4 separate regions of the Mus musculus genome follow, and all the other regions are linked to region 2. The links are chromatin loops, found by intact Hi-C in ENCODE. Cell type or tissue: heart. All regions are shown on one strand. Links, peaks and the distances in the headings refer to the core of each region. The heading gives the core; the rest is flanking DNA.

Region 1 (7,519 bases), core at 800-5,799, 92 kb before region 2:
ACACAGGCAAACACTCATACACATAAAAAAAAGTTTTCTTCTAGAAAAAAAGAAAGGAGTCAGCTGAGGGGATCGGAGAGATGGCTCAGCAGTTAAAAGCACTGGCTGCTCATCCAGAAGTCATGAGTTCGTTTCCCACATCCACACAGTGGCCTCTGCTCAGGGAGCCACTGGGAGATGCGTGTTGTCAAGGTGCAGAAGTAAACCAAGAAAGAGAAGCTGAAGATCCAGGGGCAGGGTTTTCCTCAGAGGGTGAAAGAGAAGGAAGGTCTTTGAATAGCAGAGGAGATGAAATTCCAATGACAGTCAGGCCTGGGGGCGCAACCATTTCAGCCAGACTGAATCAAGAGGAAGTGTTTAGAAAGAACGTCTTGATGAAAACCAAGGTGCTCCTCCCTCTGGGGATCAGAGGATAAAGGCAAGAAGAAGCTGGTGTTTGTTGCTTTGTTGGGAGCTTTGTAGTTCCTGGGGGGACTGGTGGAGTTGGGTAAGTTTATCAGGAGTGTAAAAAGCTAAACAGACAACAGAAGACAGAAGCAGGGCAACTAATAACTCCAGGAGAAACAAAAAGCTATCCAAGTAAAATGTAACCATTGCTGCATGGCGGTGCTGGAAATGGTCTTGATTTTGCAAGACTACTTTCTATAAACCGTGAATATTGTCTTAGCCAATGGTTCAGGTTGTAAACAGAGGTTAGACCAGTGTGGCCCCTGAAGATGTGTGGAGGTGAAGGATGGTGTAAGAACCGAATCCCTCTTCCACAGGGAATGGTTGATGACAAGATCTAAAGTAGGGAAATCAAAAAGCAACAGTGTTCAAATACATGGCTTAGAAATGTGATCAAGCCGGACGAGGTGGCGCACGCCTTTAATCTCAGCACTTGGGAGGCAGAGGCAGGCAGATTTCTGAGTTTGAGGCCAGCCTGGTCTACAGAGTGAGTTCCAGGACAGCCAGGGCTACACAGAGAAACCTTGTCTCGAAAAACCAAAAAAAAAAAAAAGAAATGTGATCAAGACAAGGAGATAGATGCTTGAAGGAGCTGTTACTAGTTGCTCTCTCAGAGTTGAGTGGGCACAGCCAGGCAGTGGATCTGCAAGGTCTTATAAGCTTCGTGGCCGTATTTCAATTCTTACACTTGGATAAAATTAATTACAAAAGCATAGACTTACCCATCCTCTGCTGCGGAGATCTAGCATATAGTGTTTGACGTTTGTTGTGCGAGCTTTTTTGCCTCGCACACGCTGTCTGTGTTTGTCTGGCACATTCTCCTATATTTTCTATAAACCTTCTTTACTAAAGTTAGCGGGATTGCAGTGAGTCTGTCTGGAAAATCACTGAATTAAACGCAGCCACAGAGTGCGTCTGTGTTCCTCACAGCCGGTCTCCTCCCTCTGTTTTCTTGTCAACGCAGCCCTCTAAACATTACAAGCTCTAAACAGTAGAGGATAAACAAATTGCTTCGTTTCTCTTTCTTGCCTTCTCCCCAAAGTGGAGCAGACTTGGACTTTGCAATAAGAAATCAACATTCTTCAGTGAGCCGATGTTCCGAAAATGGAATGGCTGAGCCAGCTGCGCCCTGAGTTCTCGGAGCTCCCTGTGCGAGCATGTCTCCTCGAAGCTCCGAGTAGTTGATGGAGAAACTGAACTTACAATGACCCAGACAGCTCCCTTCTACCTTTTATTTTGGAATAATAATAAAAAATAAAATCCAGGCTTCATAGAAAATGGCCAGGATAGTAAAAAGCCCATGCCCCTTTCTGATTTGTGGCTCTCAACTCTGTCACGGTGCTTTCTCCCTCTCACACACTTGCATCCTAACCCCCTCTCTCATGTGCATTTGGGGGTGGTGTCAAAATCATCAAGTGAGTTGCAAGTGCCATGTTTCCATGTGCCTAAATATTTACAGAGGATCAAGGCAGAAAGTGATCGTACATTGTGTTTCATCCTGGATGCCCTCAAGTTCTTACAGAGTTCGTTTTCTTGTTATTTGTTAAGTGTTTCATGATGGTGACCATCCGAAGCATGAACCAGCTGCTTGAGAGAGAGTCCTCTAATATAGATAGGTTCCTCATTTTGCTCCATGATTACAATATTGTGGTTTACAGTTCCAGAAAGGATGCCCAGAGAGATTCCTTTATGTACCGCCTGTAGCTTCTTACACTTGCTCAAGAGTTACACTTCACCAGTTGTGCGTTTCAGGTTTTGTTTTTCCTGATAATTTAAAGTCTGGGATAGAGGATTAAGAGTGAACGCTTACCTGCGGAAGAGTAAGGATGAGTCAACCATAGACAACCCCCCTGCGGTAATCTCGGGAGGGGTCATCTGTCCCCCTGGAAACAAGCATAATATTTTTTAAAACAACTTTGGCAGTATTCCTTGGCTGACTTAATCTACTGTAATCAGGGGCAATGTCTCTTAGAAAGTCAATTCTTCTATGGAGTGCAGTCTAGTGAGACACATGTGGAAACCCTTGGGTAGCTTTTCCTTCACCCCAAGTGAAGTCTTGTTTGGAGTCTAAACACTGCATATGTGTTTACTCTGCAGCGTCCTGGCTGCAGCCGTGCCAGGATCCTCAGGGGCTTAGGCTGTGTATGTTTCCTGTGAGGCAAGGGCAGCCCGGAGAGCCGGCGTGCCGCACATGCCAGAGGAACTATGCAAGCTTGCTGTTGAAGGCATGGTTTCTGTGTGTCAGGCCTTCCTGGTAGGAGACCTGGTGACACAGTAGCCTTTAGGCAGAGCTCCGGAGGATCTGTAGGAAGCACTGTGGCAGGTTTCGTTGGGGGGAGAAATCTGAGCCATTTCCAAGCCTGGGCAAGCCGACTGCCAGCCAGGGTGAGTGCTTTCATTTCGACTTGTTTGTCTTGCTTCTCTTTCTGAACTCATCGGGCCTTTCTAGAAGTTTCACAGGACTTGTTATAAATATCTAGAGCACGACTCGAATTGATCTGTGATTCGGCATTTCTTCTCTTTCCCCTCTCCAGATTTTGTGGACGTTTACTACTTTGTCATTATGAGATGTCGTCTCTCGGAGCCTCCTTTGTGCAAATTAAGTTCGACGACTTGCAGTTTTTTGAAAACTGCGGTGGAGGAAGTTTTGGGAGTGTGTATCGAGCCAAATGGATATCACAGGACAAGGAGGTGGCTGTAAAGAAGTTACTCAAAATAGAGAAAGAGGTAAGATCTGCTCCCAGAGGCTCTCACACCAGCTCTTATATAAGCCTTCCAGCCTAGCGGAGTTAGAGGGTCACAGAGCTGGAAGGATCTGGCAAGTCCTTTGGGGCTGGTCCATGAGGCTCCTTCCCAATTCCCATTCTGGGAACCCCATAAATAGAAAATATTGCACTGTGTGCTTTAGGGTCGAGCTCTACTAAGGGACATGTGAAGCTAGAGGATTTCTTTCCATGGTAAGCCGGTGTTCTCTGAGCTGGCTGGCCTACAGAAACAGGCGGGTTTGAGCTTTTCACTTCTTCAGGGGAACCAGGAGGGGGCAGTAAAGAGTAAGAGGTAACATTTTCATTGCTCCCTATTTTCACCCCTTGCATTGGGAGTGGTCCCTCTTGGTGCCTTTGGAAAATAAGAGTATTTGTTTTCAACTGAACTAAGCAGTGCTAGCTTCTTAGGTTTCACCTCTACAAGTTCACAGTGGTGCATTTTGTGCAATATAGAAGTAGGTTCCAGATAGAGTTGTCTTACCTTGTAAAAATCAGAATAAGGTCTTGGCTTTGAGAGTCGGGAACTTGTGTTGAAGTATATGAGCCCTGAACTCTTAAGTTCTTCATCGTTTATAGGAATGTCCCCGTCCCCATCCCCCCCGTCCCCCCCCCCACACACACACAAACTGATGCCACCACTATATTAAGTTTGGTACCTCAAGAGTCAAATGATTCGTATAGCTGGTCCGTGAGAGTTAAGCCTTTGTAACCCTGTAAAGTACTTTTAAAAATTTATGAGCCATCTATGAGCCATGTTAATGTTTCAATACATGTATGCATTGTGTGCTTAAGTCATTATATCCATTGCCTCGTTTAACATTTCTTTTACAACGTAAACATTCAAACGCCTTTCCTTTGGCTCTTTGAGATTACAGTATATTACCACTATCTGTAATTGCCCTGCTGGTGGCCTTTAATACCTTCCTCTCATGCTCACCTTGGTCATTGTTTTATATCCAGTTTTCACTAAGTATTGTTCCTTTCAAGACAACCTATAGATAGATATACACTCTTCTCCCCAAGCGATCTTGTTATCATTAATTGCCACCAGTGAACCACCCTGGCTGATGAGAGATGAGAACCCAGGGTCAGCCTTGCAGGTCTCCTCTCAGCAGTGTGCCATGGATGGAGCTCATCAGCCCACTCACCCAGTGTTGAAACCATGACCCTGGCTCTGTGGTGTCTCTGCCGTGGGCTGTCTTTGTGTTTTACGTGAAGCAGAAGGGTACTAAGTAAAGATCAGCTCTTGCATTAGAACCACTTCTGACACCAAACTCTTTGATTTGGTAAGATGACATTATTGTCCCCATTTTATAGACTGGGAAACAGAACACTGAGAAATGTATTAGCCACTCCAGCAGGGACAGATAGAATTCAGGAGGCTGGGCTTCTTGTTCTTCAGTATTTTACTGGGAGACTTCTAGTTGACCAGGTAGGAATAGAAAATAAGCCAATTCCATCTACTTATGTAAGAATGGTAAAGGCAGGCCATGGGGCTTGGATACTTATATGGCTTCTTCTATGGTTACTGGATGAGACTGGAAACTGATTTGAAGCAGAGCATTCCATTTAGCCCGCTCACTTCCTACCTCTCCAGCATATGTGCATAGGATGTGCCTTTTCCATGGTTTGATAGGGCAGGAAAATGACACGGGAAAGCACAGGGTGAGTGCAAGAGCTGGACGCTGCCAAATCCTGCTTTTGTATTGCAAGAGCGTAACTCATAAACTATAAGTCGGAAAGAGTAGAAGGTGCATTTCATTTAGAGGACTGTTGCTGTCAGAGACAGTCTTTATTCATCCCCGTGCCAGGTACCCCACACTGCTCATCCCACAGGAGTTTAGTGTGAAAGTCCAATGAGGCAGTGAGGGTAATTGGAGAGGAAGTATGCACCCCTTGCGAAGTTGTATTTATAAGATGTGAGTTGGCCACTGGCTAGGCACTTTTCAAGTGCTAAGATAAAGGTAATGAACTCTAGAGTCTTTCCCCCATTTGTACACTCAATCCTATGCCTCTTGGTCGTTATTTTTCCAATGAGTCTTAGAAGAGACGGACCCCGTAATGAAGTGCCTGTAACTCACTTCGTGGGACGCTGAGAATGGCCTGACATCTGACTAAATGTTTGTTCTGTGAACTTGGTCATATGTGGAGAATATATGTGACAAATATATTGTCACAGCCTATGTGACTACTTGCTTGCACTTCCCTTGTGACTCCTCGTGTAGTGAGGTATGATGTGTCCCTTGTGACTCCTCGTGTAGTGAGGTATGATGTGTCCCTCTGTTTTACAAAGTATGTGTTTCCTTCCTACTGAAAAGAACAAAGAGTGGCACTTGCTTAAAATGTTTTCTAAAAATGATTTAAAGCAAACACCAAGAAAAATTATAAGACTATCACGACCTCTATAATACCACTTAAGTCTACCACATAGTGACATTTTGTGACATCTGCCTTTTCTCTTTAGTGACTTATGTGCAGTTACAATTATTTTGTTTTTCATGACTATGAGAGTAAATTACAGATGCTATATGTGTTTATTCAAAGCATTTAAGCATCTCCTAAAAACCCAATTAACAAGGTAAGGAAATTGAATGGTTATATTATTTTATTGGATCATCCATCTTCAGATTTGTCCATTTGTCCCAAGAGACGTTTATGGGATTTTTTCCCTACGCAGGATACACTCCAGGATGACAAATGGCTGTATGTCTGTTTAGCCTGTTTTATTCTGGAATAGTTACCCTGCCTTTCTTTGCCGTTTAAGACTTTTCCAGTTTTGATGAGCCGAGAACACTTATGTTGCAGAGTGCCCTTTGTTTTGGCCTTGCGCTTTTCCCCTCATGTGGCTCATGTGGCTGTGGTGGGGATGTTATAGTGGTTGTGTGTCCTTGGTGACTCTTGGTGTGGTGTGATGGGTATCTCTTGTCTGCCTTAGGTTTGGTAATGTTACTTTTGAGCCCTTCCCTGGTTACTAGACCACTCAATTCCTCTGTGGTGAAAAATACCTATTTCCCCTTTTGTAATTAAGTGTTGGGAGCTACTTCGAGGCTGTGTAAATATGTCTTCTGAGCTCAAGCATCCCTTGGTGACTCTGTCTTAGATGTGTCATTATCATGATAGTCCATTGTGCCAAGGTCAGAGGTTCCCTCCTGACCTGTTCCCCAGGCTGCTTTCTCTCTCCCTGTATTTACACTGCCCAATTTGTTTATCTGTTTATAGACATTAAATCCTTTTACAATTCAAAGTGACGCAATCCATTACGTCATACACGTTTGTGCCTGTATTATGTCCAGCTTGGCAAGAGCTCCTTCAGAGTGGCTTCTGTGGCTTTTGACCACACCGTTCATCTGGGATGCTTTCCTTACTTCTGGACACAGAAAGTTACCCAACTCACTCAACTCCCGTCCCCACTGCTGGGCCAGCCATTTCTTTAGGAGGTCCTGAGTCAGCTTCCGACTTGGAGTTGGTATCTCAGAGCCAAAATAACCAAAATGGGAGTATTAGGGGTGCCTATTTTAGACTTTTTGAAAAAGAACCCTTGCTTTTTTTTAATTTTTATTTTATAAGAGTGTTTAAATTTTAAACTCAAACCTCTGGCTAGACAGAGGTCTGCCTTTCTGGAGAAGAGTTTAGAAGTATGTAGCACACTGACGCTGGTCTCCAAATAGTTGCTTTCTGTGGGTCAGAGGTTGTGCTTCTGGGACTTTCTACGTCAGCTGTTAGAGGGGTCAGATAGGGAGTCAGGTAAGCTAGCGGTGGAGACACGTGGAGAGGGTACTGTGCTGCCTCTGCAGTGGCAAAGTGCTCAACATTTACCGGAAGTGAAGCGAGGAGGACAGCTTGTAAAACACGTATATGCTTGGTATCTGTGTGCTGCTTTTTTTTTCTCTTGAATATCTGTGGTTTTCTATGATTTCATGTTTTCTTTCAATATTTTATTGTGAAAAAATTTCAAACATAAAGTAAATTTTACAGTGAATGTCTATAGACAACATATGGAATATATAGTTAGCAAGAATACGTGTGACCACCTGTATGGCCAGCTCTCCACGTCTTACTCATCCGTCCGTCGGTCTGTCCGATGCATTTCACCCCAGCATCATTGTCTTTCTCTTAAACATGTCATTGTGCATATTACTGTCTGAGCTCAGCTGTAGTTAGTTTTATTTTTTTCCCCCTGTGGTAGAAATATGTGTCGCTCCGTTTTTAGAAGTGTGGCTTGACTATGACATATATTTACATTTCTAATAAGAAAAATACAATTTAAGAAGTATAGTTTTTGACAATCTGTAGCACTGCCTCTGCAA
Region 2 (7,519 bases), core at 1,315-6,314:
AGATCACAATATTCAGTTTCCCTCTAGAGCTAGTGTTCTTTTACAGTGAGGAAAGACATATAGGGAAAACCCGACATTGTCTAAGTGACAGTATGTTCTGGTGGCCTAAGTCACGTCTTCAAAATATTCTATTGGAGTCAGAAATGTAGCTGGTTGAGTGTGGAGTAGATGAAGAGAATAATAAGTCTACATAATAAGTCCAAAACCAGCTTGGGGTATTAAAAACCCTGTCTCAAAAATAAAATAATATATAATATATATAGTGTGTATATACATATTCATATCTGTGTGTGTGTGTGTATGAATGAAAATAAAAAAAAGATGAGTATTGGTTTGCATTAAAATGGCATCTTTAAAGCTGAGAATTAGGTAGGAATTGGTATCATACTCTTTAAGATAAAAGATTTGAAGTTTAAAAGCACAACCCCAGGTTCTGTGACCAGCTTTGTGTTTAAAGCAGGATAACTTACAGCTTTCTAAGCTAGTTGTCCTGGGTATAAAATGGAAATAGCAAATAGAGATGTAAGATATAAAGATGGTTAATAGTGGTGGCGCACGCCTTTAATCCCAGCACTCGGGAGGCAGAGGCAGGCGGATTTCTGAGTTCGAGGCCAGCCTGGTCTACAAAGTGAGTTCCAGGACAGCCAGGGCTACACAGAGAAACCCTGCCTCGAAAACCAAAAAAAAAAAAAAAAAAAAAAAAAAAAAAAAGAAGTCTTGGCTGTGACTTGTTTTTCAAGATAAGTAATCTGTTCGTGACACTCTGAAGGCAACTAAGCCCTTCAGGAGCATCCTCAGATCCTACACAGGGACACCCATTCTGCAAACATCATACCTGAAACCATTACTACAGAATTTACATTGTTGTTGGGGGTGGAGTGTCTATTTTGCCTGGGCTGGTTTTGAACTACTGTGCTCCAGTAATCCTCCTAGCTCAGCCCCCCCAAACAGCTAGGACTACTGAAATGTACCACCACAGCCAGCTATGCTGCATTTTAAATGCTCATTCTGATAATGTATGAGAGTAGAGTTTAACTGTAATGGTAAGAGTTTGTTTGTTTGTTTTTTAAGGGTTACTTGTCACCTGAATACAAAGGAGTTTAATTTTATTTAAAAAATAATTAAGCTGGGTGTGGTGGCGCACGCCTTTAATCCCAGCACTCCGGAGGCAGAGGCAGGCGGATTTCTGAGTTCAAGGCCAGCCTGGTCTACAGAGTGAGTTCCAGGATAGCCAGGGCTACACAGAGAAACCCTGTCTCAGAAAATCAAAAAAAAAAAAATAATAATAATAATAATTAAATGTAGGAGAACATAAGTCTTAAATAGTGATTGGATGGGCTGGGAATGTAGCTCTGCTGGTAGAATGCTTGGGTAGTACACACAAGAACCTGGGATCCATTTCCCTGCACTGCATAAACTGGGTGTGCTATATAGCGTGGCACTTGGGAGGTAGCAGGACAATCAGGAGTTAGGGTTATCCACAGCTACACAGAGCTGAAGGGCTAACCTGGGTCTATGGGCCAGGTCTTTAAAAAAAAAAAAAAAAAGTCATTAGCCCTGTTGCTGCTTTTCCTTGTAAAATAAAGATTCTGCATTTCCTGTATTTATTTTATAGTCATTTCTTGTGCAAAGTTACACCTTTTTTTTTTTTTTCATTTAAAACCTGACACATGGTGGGAGGCATGAAGATCTAAACAAAGTTTAAAAATATAAATTTGTTTATATGTACTCTATTTAAACTATTTAAAGCTTTTTCCTTTGTTCACCAGTAGCATTTAACTATGCTTTCTTACACACACACACACACACACACCATATGTGTATACACACATATGTATGCCCTCGAAATAAATAAAGACAGAAGAAGTCAATAAATATCCTAGTTTTACATTTCTGAAATATGGGGAAAGAGCTTTTCTTAATGATGTCAGAAGCGCCAGGTCCTGAGAGCAAGCCACCTCAACATTGTTCCTTCCTGTTTTTGTGCTCCTAAATTAAAATGCGTGTTTTAATTGCTGTAGCTGTAATTTGTTCTGAAATGCTGTAATTATGAGGCACGGTGAGGAGAGCACGTGCACCATCCTTTTATTATCGGTCTCCATTTTTGTTTTAACCTTTTGTCTGAGCCTTGGCTGGAGAGGAAGGAGGTGAGCGCAGACAGGGCCTGCTGGAGACACACTGGGCGAGCTTGTTCAGGGACTGCCTTCAGAGCCACGGGATAAACCTTGAGAACAATGACGTCATTCTGTCTTTAAATGTTTTGTTGTTGTTATTATTGTTTTTTGGGGTCTTTTTAGACCAACTGATTTGGGATGTTTTATTAGTTCCAGTAGGTTGGTAAGCAGATATTGCCTGCCCAAACACATTTTATAAAAAGGAAACATTGTGTAGTGAAGCGCGGAATGCCCAGAGCACATAATATAGTTAAGCTTTGACCAGATCTACCACACAGGCACATCTTTAATGATGGAGCTCTTGGTCATACCTCAAAGTGAGACTTCGTACCTCTCTCCATATATACAAACGAGTACTTGTTACCCCAACCTGATGCTGCATGGTTAAAAAAGCTCAGCATATGTGTCTATGCCTGGATAACTAACTGAGGGTGAAGACTATGGCCCCCTGCACCTGGTGGCCTGCTGGTTTTACACACGAAGTCAGAACCCTGCTGTGCTGCGGCTACACTTTCTCCTGTCTCATTCCTCAAGCCTCATCGTGGTTCCTTCTTCTCTTCTTCAGAAACGGCCATCGTTCAAGCAAATCATTTCAATCCTGGAGTCTATGTCAAATGACACGAACCTTCCTGACCAGTGTAACTCATTTTTACACAACAAGGCGGAGTGGAGGTGGGTAGCTCCGGCATGAGTCCCGGCCCAAGGCTGAGGAGAACCAGACACCCGATGGACAGTCCTGATGACTAAGCACAGCTTGGGGGCGCGGGGGATGGGACAGCAAGCCCAAGAGTTATAACCCCGCATTCATATGTGAGAGTTTGCCTATGCTTGTTGTCGTCTATGGTCGAAGTGTCTGGGGGAGAGTACTGAAGTCAAAGCCATTTCCAGACCCTTCTCTGTACACATTCTGTGTTGAGAAGCTTTGGTCTCTTTCCAGAAAAAAAATATCTTTTTGAAATATATATATATATATATGCATAGTGTTAGCCTTGCCATGTGTAGAACACTGTATCTGCTAGCGCATGGCATGGGGAAACCTATAAAACATGTTAGACATTATAAACTCCAGCGAAACAAATGAGTAAAGAGAGAATCGGATTGTGTGAGTGGAAAAACAACCCAAGATGAAACAGTTGGACCAGGTCGAATGACGCAGGGAATATAAATAGCATGTTTGGGAGCTGGACACTGTTCCTCCCCTGACTCAGCGGAGATTTGAAGTAACTTCATCCTTGCTCCGATATCCATGGCAGGAACGTGATGCCCTACGCCATCTGCTGGTGATAAGGCAGTACTGCATGCACTGGCTCTTGCCACCTGTCAGTACACTTGACTGAGGGCCTTCTAGTTGACTGATATTTTTACTGTGACCTTATTTATTTATTTTCATTCCTTTGAAACAGCTTTCTCGGGCCATTAACTTTCATGATTTTTTTCTTAGAAATATAAAATTAATGCAGTGAGCTCCCATCTAGATCGGAGGGCTTTTTTTTTTTTCTGGTCTAAAATAACTTAACAAAAGCTTGGTATGACATTGTTTCCCACAGTAACATGTAATCAGACCACTTCCCCTCAAGCTCCATATGTGTGCCTCATTGCTCTTCAGACAAAGGCAGAAATACGTATGATTTGGAAGACCCACCATCCAGCCTTGTCTTGAGCATGCCCTAAGCTTTCAATCCCTCCACAGAGGCCCAGGTCTCCCTCACCAGAGCCTCTCAGTGCAGTCTCCTTTTTATAGACACCCTGTTTCAGTTGCACATTCCTCCTGTCCCTCCTCCCCCCCAGCTCCCATTAGCCGCCCGGGCAGCTGGTGACCTTGCATTTCTGCAAGGGAGCAACCCACACTCACTGGCCAGGTCAGTTCCACGGAGCTCTGGAGATCACCGTATGGATGTATCTCAGGACTGGAAAACTGGGAAAATCGAACAACTGTTTTGTGTATCTCTGCCTCCATCTCCTCCAAAAGCAAGTACTCAATAAACATATGAAGAAGAAAGGAAGGAAGGAAGGAAGGAAGGAAGGAGGGAGGGAGGGAGGGAGGGAGGGAGGGAGGGAGGGAGAGAAGGAAGGAGGAAGGCAGGAAGCTGGGTGGCAGGCAATCAGAGAGCATGACTGTAGTGATGTAAACACTACTCTTGCCCTGGAAGATAAATATGTACCCAGTGCATTTGCCTAGCCATTGTGCTTCATGTCAGATTCTTTAAACCTCCCCGGCCAATGCTCCTGTAGTGATTAGTACCATGTCCCCAGACATACAGCACTGTCGGCAGCAGCCTCAAAAACACCTGTGTCAAAATGCTAAATATGAGAGTACAACCATCCACATTCCGCCCTGACAAGCCACGTGACAGAGAAGGCATGGCTAACAGAGCACTAGCAATGAAATCTGATCTGACCTGAATGCATAATACAAGGTTTCCCTAAGGAAATGCTATTTGATCTGTTATCCAAAGGATTAGAGGGATTTAAAAACTGTGAGTATCAGTGTGTTAGAGGTAGGGTTCTGAAAGTGTGCCAACAAAGAAAACAATGCAAAGTGACTAAATTCTCTGAAAAAAAAAATGAAATTTCCCATAGCCCAAACCAATATTCATCCTAAATAAGTTTACCAGAGAACTGTCACTCAGTTATAACTCTCTTCCCTAGAGTGGTAGACTGAAGCTTCTCTGCTATTTTGTGTCTAGGACTCCAGTTCACTTTCAGTGTGTTTATGTGTAGGGTGGGTTTATATTCATGTGTGTGTGCATGGGGGTGTTGTATGCACACATGTGTATGCAAGTATACACACGTGTATACAGAAACAGAGAGGCCTTGAGTTTATATTCATGTGTGTGTATATGCAGGTGTTCTATGCACATGTGTATGCAGGTGAACACATGTGTGTGCAGAAAGAGAGGGAGGACCTTCTCTACCACAGTCTTGTTCCTTGAACCACTAGGTAGGCTAGGGCTGGCCAGTCCCAGTGACCCTCATGTCTCGGCCTGGCACAGACAGTGCTGTGACTCTATGCAAGCACTGCCATGCCCAGCTGTGTGTGTGCCAGGATCCCAGCCCAGCTCCTCATGCTTGCATAGCACATGTCCCTACCCAGAAAACCATCTCTCCAACACCTCTACTTCACTCTTAAAAGTTAATGGGGACCCCAAGAAATTTTTCATTTAAATGAGTCGTATCTGGCAATATTTATTACATTAAAAATAGAACTAGGAAAAAGTTAAAATGTATTTACTAATTCATGTAAAAAAAAAAATAGTAAATGCACCCTGCTGAAAAGATGGCTCAGCAGCTAAGAGCACTTGCTCCTCCTTCGGATGACTGCAGTTAGTTCCCAGCACCCACAACAGGAGGCTCAGTAAACACTGGCTCTCCAGCTCCGGGCCATGCATTGCCTTCTTTTGGCGGCTTTGAGACCCCATCCACATGCATGCATGAGCAAGTAGACACACGCATCAGATACACATAAAAACAAATCTCTTCAAAATAATAATAAATTCTGCCTCTGGCTTCATCCCACAGCCCATGTGCCATAAAACGTCAGGAAAACTATATGTTCTTCTGAGAGAATGAGGATGGAAAAGCTAGCTCTGTCATGCTGCCATCTGGCATGGTGCCATCTGGCATGGTGCGATCTTGAAAACCAGTTGGGTCTCAAGAATCCTCTGAGCAGCTCTCCCGGGTCCCTGACCATGCTGCAACTCCTACCTTCCAAGAAGCACTTTAGTTCTAAACAGTAAAGAAGAAATAGAATAGTGCTATCATCAAGTAAAATAATGATGTTGGTGAGGATGTGGGGAGAGAGAGATCCTTCACTGCTTGCTGGCAGAGAGTAAACTTGTGCCACCGCTGTGCAAATCAGGGTGGAGATTCCTCAAAGAGACAAAATGTGAATGTCCATACAACTCAGCCATACTCCTTAATGTTTCATTGCTGTGAAGAGACACGGTGACCACAGCAACTCTTATAAAAGAAAACATTTAACTGGGGCTGGCTTGCAGTTTGGAGGTTTAGTCCGTTCTCATCATGGCCAGGACACCCAAAGGACAAAGTTAACATATCACTAAGACACTTGCACATCCGTGTGTATCGCTGTACTATACACAACAGCCAGGAAACGAAACCCATCTAGGTGACCATCAGCAGAATAAAGAAAATGTGGCACAAGAAAATGTCATGCAGTTGTAAAGAAAGATGGAATTGTGGAGTTTTCAGGAAAATAAATAGAACTGGAAATTGTTATGTTAAATGAAATATGGATTGCAGATACCACTCCTTCTCTATTATATGCAGAAACTGTGTGTGTGTGTGTGTGTGTGTGTGTGTGTAGCTGGCTCAGTGGGATGTATAATCCACCTGCTGGGGAGCCAGAGACAGGCAGATCCGTGATGCTCACTGGCTGGCCAGTCTAGTCAAATCGGTGAGTTTCAAGTTCAATGAGAGGCCCTACCTTAAAAAAATAGAGTGGAGAGGGATTGAGGAAATACCTGACATCAACCTCTGTTTTCACACACACACACACAGACACGCACACACTTGCATATACACACCAACCAGTGCATACTCACAAGAATAGCACCATACATACACAAACTAAAACTCCATGTGTATTTTTACGTGCACCTAGGTGTGGGTTGCAGAGCTGAAAGGAGATTCATGACGGGGGGAGGGGGGGGGGAAGAACTTTGAGTGAGGTGGGAGATAGAGAAGGCATCAGAGTGTGTGGGACAGGGAGCACGGGGAGCACAGGCAAGGGCTGGTTTAGAGCATGGAGGAGGGAGGCCCGCAGGAGTGAAGAACAAGTGAGCACACAGTCCAGTGCCTCGTGAAAATGCCAGGATGGAGCGCATTCTTATGTATGCTAGCCTGACAAATTAATTTAAATTAAATAAATAAAAAATTTAAATTAAAAGGAGGTAGAATAGCTAACAAGCACATGGAAAATCTTCAGCTTCACTTAGCAAACAAGCAAAAGGGAGAATAACTCATGAGATCTGTCAGAATTTCACACTACAAAGCTAAGTGGTGCTAAATGGCTTCCTCGTACATTCTTTCTTTTATTTTTTATTTTTTTTGGCTGCCCTAAAAATGTACAAGGGCTTTGCCCCAGAAGTCCTGCTACTATGGCTTTATTACAGGCCAAATCAGTGTGAAGGCTTTTACAGAATGTGTGGGGACTTGTTCAGACAACCCCTTTTAGATGCCAAGGCTGGAGACAGAAGTTTGTGTAATAAAAGAACTGCTTTCTTCAGAAAAGGTGTCTCCACACCTAGCAGGGTGCATCCCCGCCCAGGAGTTCTGAGCAGTGGATCTGAGAAATGAGCTTAACATGGAGGCTACAGGCTGCT
Region 3 (7,519 bases), core at 1,236-6,235, 110 kb before region 2:
TCTATGTGTGTCCGAGCACACGATTGCAGATATCTAGAGAGGACAGGGATGTCAGGTGTCCTGGAGCTGAAGTTACAGATGGCTGTGAGCTGCCCAGTGTGGATGTTGGGAATTGAACTCAGCTCGTCTGGAAGAGCAGTACATGTGCTTAACCACTGAGCCACCTTGCTAGCCCCTGAGATGATTCTTCTATCAAATACGTTGGCCGTTTCTTCCACACACATGTTCCTCCATCACTGTGAATGTTACCCGGGTCTTCATTTGAGCTGCTACGATGCCGAGTGGGCAGATGACTGAGGGGGATCCAGCAGTACACCCTGGGAAACCACATCAGCACCGGTGTTTCAACCCTCGTGGCTCAACTTCCCGCTCCTAGAGCGACTCATTACGCTGTGTCGCCAGTAGCTCAAATCTCTGTCTGATTTATAAAACCATGCTGAGAACTCTGTCGAAGGTCTAGATGAAAAAGAGCTACACCACCCTTCCCGATTCCTGCGGGAAACCACAAGAAGTCATATCTTTTATGAGATTATCAGTTTCTTACCGTCACTTCTACCTTGAAGTAAGGCAAGAGGAGCCCGGATGTGGCGTGATGCTGGAGGGCTGTGGCGTGATGCTGGAGGGCTGTGGCAAACTCAGTTTTAGATCTTGTCTTTGAAGGGCAGGCGTGGGCCTCTATCATCCCACGTGACCACTAGGTTGTCTAGTCCCCCAAAGTGGGCATCTCCTTAAGGATACAGATGGGACTACATTCCACGTGTTCTAATGTCTAGCAAAGGACTTTCTTCGCCTACTCATTCCAGCTGTGACATTGTCCCCAGACAGTATCAGCTATGAGCTCCCTCCACTTAGAGAGCACCCTTAGACTCTATAGTAGCAATCACGACCCTCTCGGGGGCTTGACTTCGATTACTTTTATGTATAGTTTCATGGCTGTAGAATTTTCCAGAGAGTACATGTGTGTGGTGTTGTAATATATTAGTCACAGAGGCAGAATGAGAATCCACGCCTTCTTATTCAAACCAGACATTCAGGAGGTTTTCCAAAAGAGAAAGAGAGAGGGGAGGTACTTTTCTGATTTTTAAAAAGGTTTGGACAATGGTTTTTGTTGTTGTTGTTGTTTTGTTTTTCCAATTTGTTTTTGGGTTTTGAGACAAGGTCCCACTCTGTAGCCTAGGCTGGCTGCACCTCACAGAAGCTGTCTTGCCTTAGCATCTGAGATATTGAGGTTACAGTGGTGAACCACTACACCTGACTGGGTTTCATCACAATCCATTATATAGGACTGAAAGATGGTGCCATAGATAAAAGTGCTTGCTACCAACCCTGTGGTGGAAGGGCAGAGCATCTCCAGTGAGCTGTCTTCTGACAGTGATGTAGGCTTCAGTTCCGATTTTAAGGAAATGACTATACTTACCACAGAGGACGTTTGGTTGCGCACCTTAGTTTCCTAGGAACTCAGAGCTATACAGCACTGGCCTCTGTAGACGAGTTGGGTAAATTCTTAGCTGTGATGCTGTGGTCCAGACTTCGAAGATTCCCCATCTGAGATACAGAACTAAGATGACTGGAAAGAGTGCCCCAGGTACCAGCCTGTGGGGCAGATGTTATCACTTTAGAGGAGAAAGGACTCCTTTCTTCCTTTCAAGTGACCTGCTAGTTCTTCTACTGTTAGCTGGTGGCATTTCCAGGATTTCCATTAAAGAAAAGTTTAGGGGAGACAAGCCCGTTGAATAAGGGGTTACATTGTTGTTAAGTTGTATTTAAACATCACTTTGAAAAGTTTTTTTTTTTAAACTTAGAATGCATGCTTACATTGGAGGGTGTTCTTGGCTATAAGAGGGTGCTAAGGACTTCTAAGCCACCCCACTGCTGAGAGTACATCTATTTTTAGTGTGGAAGTCTTTGAAGTAAAGGTTTGATAGTTTCGACAAGGACTCTTTGTTAGTGCTGTTTACACTCGCAAATCTATACTCTGTCCAACTTGGATTAACTAAAAAAACAAACTTGCAAAAAGATTTTTTCCCCCCTAAGTTTGAAAAAGTTGAGCATTAGGAGTAAACACAATATAGACTATATTAGCTCTGATGTCTAAAAACATCAATATATTCACAAGTAGACAAGCAGTTTATTTAAAAAAAAAAAACCAAAAAACTCAAATCTTGAAGCAGTGAGACTAGAGAGGTGGCCCAGTGGTTAAGAGCACTTGCTGCTCTTGCAAGGGACCCTGGTTCAATTCCTACCACCCACATGGTGGCTCCCACACACATATAACTGCAGTTCCAATGGCTCTCACCTCTCTTTTGACCTCCATAGGCACCAGGCGTGCATATGGTGCACATACATACACACAGGGGAAACACACACACACATTAAAAATAAGTCTTAAGAAGTCGAGGCAAGCCTACGTTTAGCACAGAGTCACAGCCGTGGCCCCCACAATAGAGTATAAGGTATCGCAGTGAGGACCTTGCAACATAATGGGAAGGCAGGAGGCCTTCTGTGAGGTGCTCCTTCAAATAAGTTTTTGAAAGTACTTTGTAGAGTTTATTGCTCCTGTTGCCTACTCTCTGAGCCTAATTATAGAAGGAAAATAGAATGAAGGAAGGAGAGATAGTATAAGCTAAAAATATCAGAAGCTGCAGGCTTCCAGTACAAAGCAAGGTATGGATGGCTGGTGACTGGCAAGCTGGAACCAGTGGCTAACACCTGATTTTGGTGAGCAGGAAACTGAGGACTGCCTGTTAAGTGTCCCATGTGACAACTGAGAGGAGCAACAGCAAAGTCAGGCTCTCTGATTCCTCAGCCAGAGTCAGGACACAATCGGATGTCTTTAAAGCTAAGGTGACTGCAGTCTCATGTTCATTTCGCGCTCAAGAGCCCAGCACCCTTTTTTTTTTTTTTTTTTTTGAGTAGATAGACAGCTTTTTTTTTTTTTTAAACAATTGTTTGATCACCTACAAAAGAATTTTTTTTAGCTGGATAGTTTTCATCAACCTTCTCAGTTACCAAAATGCAATTTATTAATCCAAAATCCTCAGTCTTTGTAATCACAGACCAGAAAGTGGTTTCTTTTTTCATTAGTGTATATTTACCCATCCTTTCCCATTCATATATTAAATATATATGAACGGTTTTCAAAATTTCTATTTCTCTTTGGGCTTCTTTTCTGATTTCCGTTTCTTGTTTCATCTCTGCCTGTTTTTCCTCTCCTGACTTCAAAACTCAGCAGGAAGCCAGTTTCCTCTCCACAGATTTCTATTTCTGTCAATGACACCATCGTTCTTCCAGTCACCCAGGTCTCAAATCTTGGCATCACCGCTTTCTTCTTTCCCAACCGAATGGGTCACAAATTTCTGTGGCCTCTTTCTGAAACATGTCTCTCAATTCCAATTTTCTTTTTAAAAACGATCCCAAACTGTACCCTCTAACTCTAGCCTTCACGATTCTATCTGTTACCTGGTAGTGACAATATCTACCACTTATCTTGTTTCCATCCCTAAGCAACTCTCTAAACCACTACTAAAATGGATGGGGAGGAAAGAGAATATGGCTTAACATCTTCAGGCTGGTAAGCCTCCTGCTCCAAATATAAAGCCATGCACTAAAATACGAATATCCATTTTGCACGATTTCAACTTTCCTTAACTCTCCACGTGTGTACACGTGAAATTCTAATTCAGAAACTGTGTTCCCTACTTTTGCAACCTCTCCTCTTTTTCCACTCCATCTACATCCTCCCCGATCAATTTCTTTTCTTCCCAAAGCCAGGTGACACGTTTTGTTCACACTTGTCATGGACTCTGTCTCCTCGATGGGAAATCGCGGGCACTTCATCTTAAAAGTCACCAACCAGAGCAGCAGGCCTTGACTCCTCCTCAAAATCTCCAAAGTACCTGTTGATGGTCCCACTGAGGCACCCGCGACCCTGACATTGCCTTCCCTGCTGTCCCCTTCCCAGCCAAGTGCATTCAGTCTCACGGGGGGTAAGGGGGGGGGGGCAGCAACCGGGCTCTCCGCGACCCCGAGCCCCGGCCTCCCTGCTGGGCACCGAGCCGGGCGTGCCCGGAGGCTGGCCGGCCGGCGGTTCCACGCTCGGAGGTAGGTGGTGCTGTTGCCGCGACGTCTTCCTCATTGGCGCCGCGCGGAGAGGCGGAATGTTCAACTCCTGACTCCGGCGGAAGCGTGGGAGCCGCGCGGGCCGCCGTCCCCGACCCCCGCCGCCGCTCGCGCCCGATCCGGGAGCCAGGTAAGGGCTGTGGGGGACGGGAGAGGCGGGAGGGAGCTCCGCTGGAGGACCGGCGGGACCGGGGCCTGCGGGGCCGGGGCAGCGCGGCTGCGGGAGGCCGGGGCTCGGCGGGCGGCTGTCCTTGGCTCGCCCCCGGTGCCCTGGAGACCCGTGGTCCCCGAGCCCGCAGACCCCGAGACCGCAGCCCCTGAGCCCTCAGTCCCTTGCCGCTGGGCCGAGGACGGCTTGGGCATGTCCGGGCCGGTCCAGCCGGGCACTCGGTGCCCGGAAGAGTCCGGCCTGGCACAGCTCGCGGCGATCCCGGGGAACCTGCGGCGGCTGCCCTTCCCGAGCACCCTCGCCTTCCGTGGGAGCACACGCGGGTGTCGCAGGCGCGGGGATCTACACCAGGGTGGGCACTGGGTGACCCGGGCCGCAGCCACGCCTCGCCCCGCGCGTGACAGATCTCGGGAAAAACTTTAATTCTAAACTGCCCAGATGACATTGGAACTGCCTGAAAAAAAACAACAATGGCACGTCATTGTTGGGTTGCTGAAAATGTATGTTTCTCATGCGCCTGGAGATCCTGCATAAGCACTGTTTATGGAGAACATAATTACTATTTTTGCTAGTTTCGTTAATAATGAAAGCACACCATTTGGTGGCCCGTTCCAGCGATTTCACAATAAGCAGCCTTCATTAATAATGCGTGTGAGAACCGTCTTCCAGAATGGATTGAGGACATCTGAGTTCGGATGGTTGTTAAAGTGAGTTCCTGTTTTACCCCTAAAGTGGTTGTAGCGAATCTTCTGGTCTTCTTGACTGTAGATGAAACCAACTGCCAGCATTTAGTGGATCCAAACCTACCAAAATATTTAACGATAAAAATAAACAAATGATTCAAGACCAGACTTCTTTGTCATCGGCCTGTCTCTACTCTGAAATTTCATTCTTTTTTTATCTTAAAAAAAAGTGACGGCTGCATTTTAATTATGGTTTTGATCATTTGTAGAGTCTTTGTTTTAGATTTCTGCTACAATAGTGAGAGATTTGGGAGATTGTAAATGAACATGAATTTAGCTTGTTTAGAAAGAGAGAATTAAGAGAGAAAAATGGTCTTTGGAGCACTGTTTATTTTAGTCTTTTACAATGTAATTTTGACAAAAATTTTGGGGGATTTTTTTTTAAACTGGAGAATGTGCAAGTCAGAAGTTTAAGTGGGAAACATTTTGTTGTCTTAGAAAGCAAGTAGCTGATTAATCTTTTAAAAGTTTTTGTTTTGTTTTGTTTTAGGGGGGATACATAAGAACACATTAAGAAAAATAATAACCAAATATTAAGCACACAGATTTAGATCTAAAAATGGATGGTCAAAGATCTTGGGAACTGAGGGACCTTCTTGCCAAATAAGGAAACTTGGCAGGCTGCACTGTGTATTTTAAGTTAGGGCAGAGTGAGTGCTATTGGCAATACATTGGCTCAGTGCCTATCTGGGCTCTGCAGTGAAACTGAGTCTGATAGGCCTGCGGAATTATAGGCAGGAGTTACGAAGGGTGTGGAGTGAATCGCTGGATCATCAGAGGAGACACTGGAGAAGTTACAGGGACGTTTTGTAAAAGAGGTCAGATAAAACTCTGAGTGTGTGTGCCCAGCAGAAGCAGACTACACAGTGGGTCTCAGAACTTGACACAGCCAGGGAAGAGTCAGTGTTAAGCTGAGGAAAGGAGTTTGTGGTAACACAGGACTGTCAGAACCAGAAAGCCTCTGTGCCCTGAGGTGTTAGGAAGAGAAGTTTGGATCATTTGCTTTCCATTTTATTCTACCCAGGACAGATGGGACAAGGTGGGGGACTGTTGGATCTAAAGATAATAGCTGAGACACCTTCCGTCTTACTGTGGGGAAGTTTAGGCTACTTCCTTTGTGGCTATTGACCGTGGTCTATACTACACATAAACCAGCATAGTTCCAGCACTAAACAAAAGATTCTTACCTGTGCAGGGAGGAGAGCCATCAACCCCAGAGCCTCACAGCTGGTCAGATAATACAGGGCCTTTGTCTCAGACCCTCCTAGAGACAGCTGAAGCATTGAGTGACAGGAGTTAAATAATCCCAGCACAGTAAGAGACTGAGAACAGGGAGCCATACATTTGATACCTAACCCCATTGGCACCATTGCCAATAGAAAATTAAAGCCTCCAATGTGTGGACAGTAAGCAATCCAGCCGTTATGGTAACAAGAAATGGATTTGTTTAAAGAAAAAGGGGGGAGGGAGAGATTAGGAGGCAGTAAATGATGAAGTAGAAAAAAATAAAGGTATACCATGGAGGGAAAGGAGGTGACCCAAGTTGACTTCCGGTTGTGCTGTTTGTAAATTAGGCTCGGCCAACTTTTATAACCTTGGGGGGCAGTACTACCTGTTTCCCCAGGAGGGGTCTATGAGACAGTGTGTGGAAATGCTTAGGCTAGTCCCTGAAGCTCCACCTGCCGTGACTGGGTGCAGAGAGGACTTCCCCGCATTTCCCAAGCTGCGTGCTTGCCTCTCCCAGCCAAGACTTGCCTACAGTATTTTGCCTTGTTGCTCTCATACTAAGTATGCACGCTGAGATTAGATTGGGTGGGGGGCTCCCTAGCCACTCCTCCCTTGAGAATAAGGGTTTCCAAATCGACTCTGTATGTGGCTTTGTAAAACTATGTTTTGGGGAAGAATCTGAAAATTAATACACTTAAGTATATAGATGAAGGATTTTGAAGTTAGGGGAACACAGGCAGGCTATGACAAGAAGCCTGGACTAAGATCCCTTGGGACCATTTGTAAGGCTCATCTTGAGTAGCTCCTGTGTTCAGGGTCTGCCACTCTTTTCTGGATCTATCTGTGAACACCTTAAAAGAGAAGGAACACATTTATCTCTAGGTCATGGAGTAAATATTACTTATTAACCTTTTTCTTACAAGGTACCCTACTGTGAGGGAGAGGGAGTGTGTACCCTTAAAGGTCTGCAGATATGCCCATAAGCACTTCTGGTGTAGGCAAACATTTGCTTTAAAAAAAATTTTTTTCATTTAATCTTAAAAACCCATGTGGACTTTTCGGTCTCTTCTTCTCATTCTTGTCTTACTCAAACCAATATAAACAGACACATTTATTCCTCCAGATCTTAAAGTCAGATTATGCTGTAGGACTCACCTACCTTCCCTGCAGTGCTGTCTACTGCACACATGGGAGTAAGCCCACGGGATGATGGGATTGGTCCTGTTAGCCTCCCCCCTCCCCCAATCTAATGGAAGAGGTC
Region 4 (7,519 bases), core at 1,710-6,709, 160 kb before region 2:
AGTGAGGACTCTGGACACGAGCCTCTCCGCTGGGGGTGCCGTGCACCTCTCTGTGCTCGGAGAGAGCAGGCCTTACCTGAAGCTCCCTCTTGGGCTTGCTAAAACATCCCTCTGACAGCCATCTTTCTAGAATGTTGACCCAAGCCCTCCGAGTTATCGCCACACACTTACCAAGTGTCAGCCAGCCTGACAAGTGCCCAGGAGCGTCTGTCCTTATGACAATGACAGTCAAATTAGGAAGAGAGTAACCCAAGCCTCCCCGAAGAAAATGAGTCTCAGTGTTAAATTGTGTCATCCAAAACTAGCAGAGTGCCCGTGGTGATCCCACTGTGGAAGGCCCACAGAAAGCTCTGCATTCCAGAGCTTTGTGCCCTTGAAGTTTTGTATTTGAGTAGAAATGTTAGTACAAAGCCAATTAGAGCAAAGCTTCAGTGTACTGTAATTTGGCTCTGCTTTTATCCACTCCCTGGTTCCTAAGACTTTTATTTAGTTCCTGCCACATCATTCCACAGTCTGTGGGTGTTTCTGGCCATGGGACAGTCTTGAAGACAACCCCTTCATAGCCCATGTTTCTCAAGGAGCCGGTGTGTCATCAGAGGGAACCCACTATGACAAGTTGCACTACAGAGGCAGGGTTATAGCACAAGCAAAGAGGCATGCTGAGGTGTAGGTCACTTAGCCAGCAGTTACACTGGCAATTAGCATCCCCTTTTTATGTGTTACGTCTTTGGACTAGGACCTCGGTAATGTCATTCTTCCGATGGCCTTCCCTCAGCATTTGTATAAATCTCATCTCTCAGTGAGGTTGAGGAGGGACCCATAGGACTCCAGAGAAGGGAACGTGTCATTTCTCAGACACCCATGCTGTGCAGATCCTACGTAAGCTCTGCAGTACCTGGCCAGCGGGACATCTTCAATGGAAAATGGCCCAAGGTAGTGTTTGCTCTGGGCTCCAGGCTGCACATGTAAATCCACCATTTCAGAGGAAGGCTCTCCTGCTGATGGTCACCCTCCCCTCAAGTGAAGGCTGAGATTCTACAGCGACTTCTTGAACCTCTGGAAGGATGTGGGGATGACAACACAACCTCTGTTACCCAAAGGGCTTCCCATCGAAATCTCCACAGGAGTTGTTGTGTTAATCAGTCCTATCTACAAGACACCATAAAACCTCCCGGAAAGTGCTAGAGGTGCAGGTAGATGGAGGTCCTCAAGAAGAGAGCAAACTTAGTGAGTGGAGTGGGAAGCAGCTGCAGGAGAGAAGGGAGACCACAGAGGGCCCGGCTGACCTGTGACGTTGTCCTGAGACCAGGAATCTAAGGGCTTCACCTACTGAAGACTTGCCCCGGGCTGGAGCCATTCTCAGCTGATTCCATAAGCACCTTGCCCACCAGCACCAGTTCTGTTTGGAATTGCTGCTTTCTGCCCTGCTCTCTGTGCTCTACAGAGAGGATCCGTATCCAGCTCTTCACCTAGTGTTGCCCTAACCAACTTTCCTGTGCATTTGTAGCAGTCCAACCCCTCTGGAAAGCGACCTAATTGGACAGAGGGGACGTTCCTGTGCTGAGGACTGGATTTACTCGCTGCTCTTAAATTGTTCCCATTTAATCCTCTTAACAAGCCTCAATATTAGTTGCCAACTTGGGTAGTATAACTCTGATTTACTGGAACTGCAGACAGTCAGAAGATTAAGGGATCATACCAAGTATGTGTTGCTACAGTGGGGTTTATGCTCAGTCTGCTGTCTTCTGAAGCTGGCACTAATGTGATCTTCTAGTTTGTCCTCTGACAAACCATCTCCTAATCTGGTACTCGGATCCTCTTTAAAAGCTCCCTCATTTTCACCCTTGCTATCATCATAAGCATGAGCCATCCTGAGAAAAGCCTTTCTCACCCTCCTGCTCACTGCTTCTCTTCATCCTTCAACACACCCTGACTCCCAGTAGGCTCCCTGTTTCGAAAGGTCCATTCAGGTGCCTCTACCTGCTTGTCTATGTACCTAGTAGTCTGGTCTGTTGATATTCTGTCTCCAGATGTGCAAATGGAGCCCAGCAAGTAACTGTATCCACAAGTAGCACCTCCCCTGTTGATGCAAGTAGACTTTGTTACACTGTAAACTTGAGAGCTCAGCTCACAGATGAACTTTCCAATGCAGGAGCCACCTAAACCTTGAGCATGTAATTCCTTGAGTGTTTAGAACACTGGGGACATCCCTTGAGTACAGAAGTGATGAAGATGCTGCTGAAATCCATATAATAGTAATAGTTCTAACATGAGCCCCTTTTCTTATTAATGCTGGAATTGGGGCAACAAGCCTTGTACCTACAAAGAAAGTGCTTAGCCAGAGTGACATCCCTAGCCATGTGATATGAGTATTGAATATCCAAGTACTGTTAGCATCATAGTGGCAGATATTCTTTCTATGTCTCACATGTATGCATATATATCCATTCCTAAATATCTATCCCTAGTCTTACAGATAAGTATTTAGGTATTATACACTCCATCTGTCTCTTGTCTGACAAAGTAAGAACGCTGTATAACATTTCTTAGATCACAGAAGGAGATGAGTGAAGCAAAAGAAAACTTCTGACAAGAGTCTTGGTCTAAGTAGCAGAGTCTGGTCTTGCCCCAAACTTGCAACATTCTCAACCCAACAGCTCTCGGGCCAGGCTGAGGACTTGGAAATCCTGTGTAGACTCAGATCACACTGCTCTCTACTAGTTCACTACTTTAGGTGGTGTGTGAAGACGTGGCTGTGGCAACTTGACCTCAGTTACCACCAGGAGTTAAGTAGTAGTGTGGGTAGAAATTCAAACTCCTGTGCTAGTATTTGGCTTTATCATACTTTCTATGGAAACATGAGGGTAAGGTCTCCAAGAGCATCTTCCATCTTTACCGTGGAAGAGGAAGAGTTTCCAGGTACCCACCCGCCAATCCCCAGGCACAGGAGATCCCTGCACAGCCTTTGCCCAGCCTTATTTGTCATGGCCCACAGTTGAGATGGTGGTGGTGGCAATGCTGGTGACCACACTGTTGGTAACTGGGGATGGTTGAGGATGCTAACAACAAAGATGGCCTCCAGGCAAGTACAACAAGCAGCAAAGACACTCTTCACCTCAAAACCGACATTTCAAAACATGCCCAACACTATCCCCCAAATCCTTTCCAACACCAAAAACTCCCGAAAGCGTTGGGCACTGAGTACTGGTCCCTTTGTGGTTCTGATCCAGTTTTTTCACAATCTTTCCCAGACTCCCTTGCCGGAACAGGAAGGCCCGACCACTGGGACAGTGGGAACATTTGAGCTGATGAGCTCGAAAGACCTGGCGTACCAGATGACAACCTACGATTGGGAACTCTTCAACTGTGTGCATGAGGTAAGACGCCCAGCAAGGAGCGTCCATGGGCTCCATAGGATTCTGAGTGAAGCCTGCTGGCCTGACGCCACTCATGTTTCCGTGTGCTACCATATGGAAACCACATGATGGGTTTTGTGCATGCTGAGCTTATAAAACCCGTAAGTATTAAAGAAAAAAAAAATCTCTGTGATGCTATGCTATGTCTTCCAGAGTCTATTAAGCCAATAACACCTAGTTTATATTTATATATTCCACAAGCTTCATGAAAGCCCTTCAAATCTATATGACAAGGTACATCCGGGTTAGCGATTGAATTCACATCTGCTGCTTGATAGAACACTTTCCTGACAAACGGAGGAGCCAGGCTGGCGTTTTGATTTAAAAGCCAACAAATAAGTAAAATTGTTTTCCTTTCTGTTCTAGCTGGAGCTAATCTACCACACATTTGGAAGGCATAATTTTAAAAAGACCACGGCAAACTTGGATTTGTTCCTGAGGAGGTTTAATGAAATTCAGTTTTGGGTTGTCACTGAGGTCTGCCTTTGTTCCCAGCTCAGCAAACGTGTTCAGCTTTTGAAAAAATTTATCAAGATAGCGGCTCAGTAAGTGTCTTTAACTTTGGAGAAAGAATAAAAATGTCCCTGAACTCTGTTCTCATGGAAAACACCTTACAAAGAGAAACGGGTGTAAGAACAACCAGCAGTTGAATTCTTGAAAGAGAAGAATGTCTTCTAGCTTTTTAATAGTTAACATCAATATATAAATTAACATCTTGTAGTACTGATGCTGGAGTCAAAGGGGGGGGTGTGTTTTGCTCTGAACTCTTCAGATTTCCCCCACCCCCACCCCCCTTTGAAGAATGCTATTGAAGTCAACAAAAGTTCCTTTAGAAACTTTGGTTGCAAGGCTCTGGAAGCCGATGTGGCACATAACACGTTCTCACCAGTAGAGGGCAGTAGAACATGCTGGAACAACAGCTCACAGCTCAGGCAGAATAAAATCAGTAAAACGCATACAGGCCAGCTAACCTGGCACTAGGAAATCATCTCCATGCACATCAGAGAAAGCAAACATCTTATAAATATTCTATTTAAAAGCACTTCTTGGGAAACAATTTATTTACTGCAGGGGCCAGTTAGGTTTCTCCCTGACATGAATTTAATCTTCTCCTGCTATTTAGATATGCTTGACAACCTCCTGTTTACTTCCATGTTTTTGGTATCACCACAGTGCTAAAAATAAAAAAGCTAAATGTGGCTTGTGCTGCGAGACTCCTTCCCTTTCTAAATGCAGAGCCCGAGCTCGGGGAGGTTAGGAGAATGAGCGACCCCAGCCAGGCGTTTTCTTGAGCCAAACAGTTCAGATCCCACACACTCTCTTGATTTCCAGAGCTAAACAAAGAAGGGAAAGCGGCTTGGTGTTTTATAGAAGCCAGCTTGCCAAATGCCTTGAGTTGTTTTGCCAGATTTCGAGGAGACAATAGAATACCAGATCCTTTGAATCCAGGAGCTGCTTGCCTTGCCTTTTGGGAAAGCTGGCTGTTTGAAGACAGGTTTGGTGCGGCCACTTTCCCTAGCGGCGCGGTCAGGCGGCCTCTGTGCAGTGAGCAGATGCCTTCATGTGTTTGGAATGAGTGGCTTATGGAAACTATGACAGGGTGAGCTTTCCCATCATAGAGAGCTTGTTCTCTCTTCACCTTAGCCTGCTGGTGCCAAGTGCAGCAGGAAGGAAGAGAGGACCTGCCTGTCAGTTTACAACAGAGCAGGCAACACAGAAAAGGCTCTCAAAACACCCAGGAGTTTGTTTTGTTTGTTTGTTTCTGCCTTTGTAATGTATCCCCTATCTTCCTGACTCTCTGTATTATACAGGTAGACTTGGCCTTTCCTGCAAATCAGCTGACTATTTAGCCATATTCAGCCCTGTGCTGAGGCTGCTGTCCCGCCATGAACCTGTTCACTCAACCCAGTTAGTACAGACTCTAGGCTTTCCTAACCCTGAGTCTACAGGAATAGACAGAAGCCTCTAGACCAGTGGTTTTCAGCCTTTGGGTCTCGATCCGTTTGGGGGTCACATATCAGGAATCTTGCGTATCAGATATTTACATTACAATTCATACAATGATTGTTGTGAAGTAGCAACAGAATAACGTTATGGTCGGAGGTCCCCACAACGTGAGGAACTGTATTAAAGGGTCACAGCATTAGGAAGGTTGAGAGCCACTGAGGTAGACAATAGCATCTGTTTTGCTTGCTGTCTTTAGAAAAGCTGCAGCATTTTCTTTTAAGTTCTTGGCCCAGTCTGGAGCTTAGCAAAATTAAAGAGGCAAAGCTGGGGTAGGTGCTTTAGTCCTGTATTCACAGGAGAAAAAACCGAGACAGGAAGTCATCTCCTGGCTTGCCTTGAATGATAAGCAAAGCTGCAAATGGAGCAGGTCTGCCGCTCTGGATTTATTATCTCCAAGTCACCCACACAAGGCAAAGGCCAGTGATGCAGGTGGAGATGCCGGCCCTTGTTCTGGGAGCCACTACCCTAGCATTGTGACATCCTTGCTTGCTTTCTCGTGTGTGAGCCGATCCACCATAACTCCTCTAAAGTGCATTTCCCCACCGCCACGACCTATGAAGAACGGCTCGTGGCTACTTTTTGAGTTGAATATGAGCAGCCAAAGCAACCATTCAATGAGCCTTCTGCAAAAATGTTTTGTTCAAACATTATTTATTTACTTTTATTTTGTAGAACATGATTTTAATATTTTCAAACAATAATTATTTTAAGATATATTTCATTGTTAGGTCTCCCTTTTCATTTCTGAATTTATAATTTGGATACTGTCTCTGAGCAATCTGGTTAGGCTGGCTAAGGATTTATCTATCTTGTTGCTATTCTCAAAGAACCAGCTCCTGGTTTTGTTGATTCTTTGTATAGTTCTTTTTGTTTCTATTTGGTTGATTTCAGCCCTGAGTTTGATTATTTCCTGCCGTCTACTCCTCTTGGGTGTGTTTGCTTCTTTTTGCACTAGAGCTTTCAGATGTACTGTCAAGCTGCTAGTGTGTGCTCTCTCCAGTTTCTTTTTGGAGGCACTCAGAGTTATGAGTTTTCCTCTTACCACTGCTTTCATTGTGTCCCATAAATTTGGGTATGATGTGCCTTCATTTTCATTAAATTCTAAAATGCCTTTAATTTTTTTTTTCTTCCTTGACCAAGTTATCATTGAGTAGAGCATTGTTCAGCTTCCATGTGTATGTGGGCTTTCTGTTGTTTTTGTTGATTGTCTTAGTTAGGGTTTTACTGCTGTGAACAGACACCATGACCAAAGCAAGTCTTATAAAAAACAACATTTACTTGAGACTGGCTTACAGGTTCAGAGGTTCAGTGCATTATCATCAAGGTGGGAGCATGGCAGCATCCAGGCAGGCATGGTGCAGGCAGAGCTGAGAGTTCTATGTCTTCATCCAAAGGCTGCTAGTGGAAGACTGACTTCCAGGCAACTGGGGTGAGTGTTTTAAGCTCACGCCCACAGTGACACACCTATTCCAACCAGGTCACACCTACTCCATCAAGGCCACACCTCCAGATGGTGCCACTCCCTGGTCCAAGAATATACAAGCTATCACATTGATATTTAAGACCAGTCTTAGTCCGTGGTGATCTGTTAGGGAACATGGGATTATTTGAATCTTCTTGTATCTATTGAGGCCTGTTTTGTGACCAATTATATGGTCAATTTTGGAGAAGGTACCATGAGGTGCTGAGAAGAAGGTATATTCTTTTGCTTTACAATGAAATTTCTATAAATATCTGTTAGATCCATTTGGTTCATAACTTCTATTAGTTTCACTGTGTCTCTATTTTAGTTTCTGTTTCCATGATCTGTCCATTGTTGAGAGTGGGCTGTTGAAGTCTCCCACTATTATTGTATGGGATGCAATATGTGCTTTGGAATTTAGTAACGTCTCTTTTATGAATGTGGGTGCCCTTGCATTTGGAGCATAGATCAAACATTATTTGTTTATGATAGCAGTCAACTTATATAGCCATATTGCTGTGTGGTGAAAGTTTTCTGCTTATTAGGAAGTAAACGCTTTTCCTTTTTAGGGGTCTGGTATGAAGAACTTAGGGTGTGTGGGTGTGGTCGTTTGCCATCAGGTGTACCAAATACT

The links. A loop is a pair of places that touch in the nucleus more often than their neighbours do. Peaks named below come from ENCODE experiments on the same cell type or tissue, not always from the same donor. Only the 100,000 strongest peaks of a DNase experiment are listed, where the experiment ranks them.
Region 1: a loop joins it to region 2, with 7 times the contacts of the local background. A loop is called at or near these places in 21 of 42 quality-filtered maps.
Region 3: a loop joins it to region 2, with 5 times the contacts of the local background. A loop is called at or near these places in 19 of 42 quality-filtered maps.
Region 4: a loop joins it to region 2, with 4 times the contacts of the local background. A loop is called at or near these places in 29 of 42 quality-filtered maps.

What each region holds. Positions count from the first base shown.
Region 1 is chr2:72,295,207-72,302,725 of GRCm38, forward strand. Map3k20 (mitogen-activated protein kinase kinase kinase 20) reads left to right here. Exons shown (of 20, transcript NM_023057.5): 2 at 2,982-3,174. The coding sequence starts at 3,016. Among named protein-coding and RNA genes, the nearest start is that of Map3k20, 13 kb to the left of the region's middle. In heart, for the core only: a CTCF peak has its summit at 3,479 (motif pointing right); DNase peaks (open chromatin) are centred at 2,665 and 3,315; H3K27ac peaks cover 682 bases.
Region 2 is chr2:72,386,731-72,394,249 of GRCm38, forward strand. Map3k20 (mitogen-activated protein kinase kinase kinase 20) reads left to right here. Exons shown (of 20, transcript NM_023057.5): 10 at 2,740-2,846. Among named protein-coding and RNA genes, the nearest start is that of Gm52556, 39 kb to the left of the region's middle. In heart, for the core only: no CTCF peak of the experiment used is centred there; DNase peaks (open chromatin) are centred at 3,411, 3,961, 4,471 and 5,180; H3K27ac peaks cover 1,310 bases.
Region 3 is chr2:72,281,607-72,289,125 of GRCm38, forward strand. Map3k20 (mitogen-activated protein kinase kinase kinase 20) reads left to right here and starts at 4,031. Exons shown (of 20, transcript NM_023057.5): 1 at 4,031-4,249. In heart, for the core only: a CTCF peak has its summit at 4,113; a DNase peak (open chromatin) is centred at 4,125; H3K4me3 peaks cover 2,790 bases; H3K27ac peaks cover 3,880 bases.
Region 4 is chr2:72,230,826-72,238,344 of GRCm38, forward strand. It overlaps Rapgef4 (Rap guanine nucleotide exchange factor (GEF) 4), which reads left to right. Exons shown (of 31, transcript NM_001204165.1): 24 at 3,252-3,377; 25 at 3,783-3,961. Among named protein-coding and RNA genes, the nearest start is that of Map3k20, 51 kb to the right of the region's middle. In heart, for the core only: a CTCF peak has its summit at 4,307 (motif pointing right); DNase peaks (open chromatin) are centred at 4,316, 4,666 and 4,836; H3K4me3 peaks cover 610 bases; H3K27ac peaks cover 2,366 bases.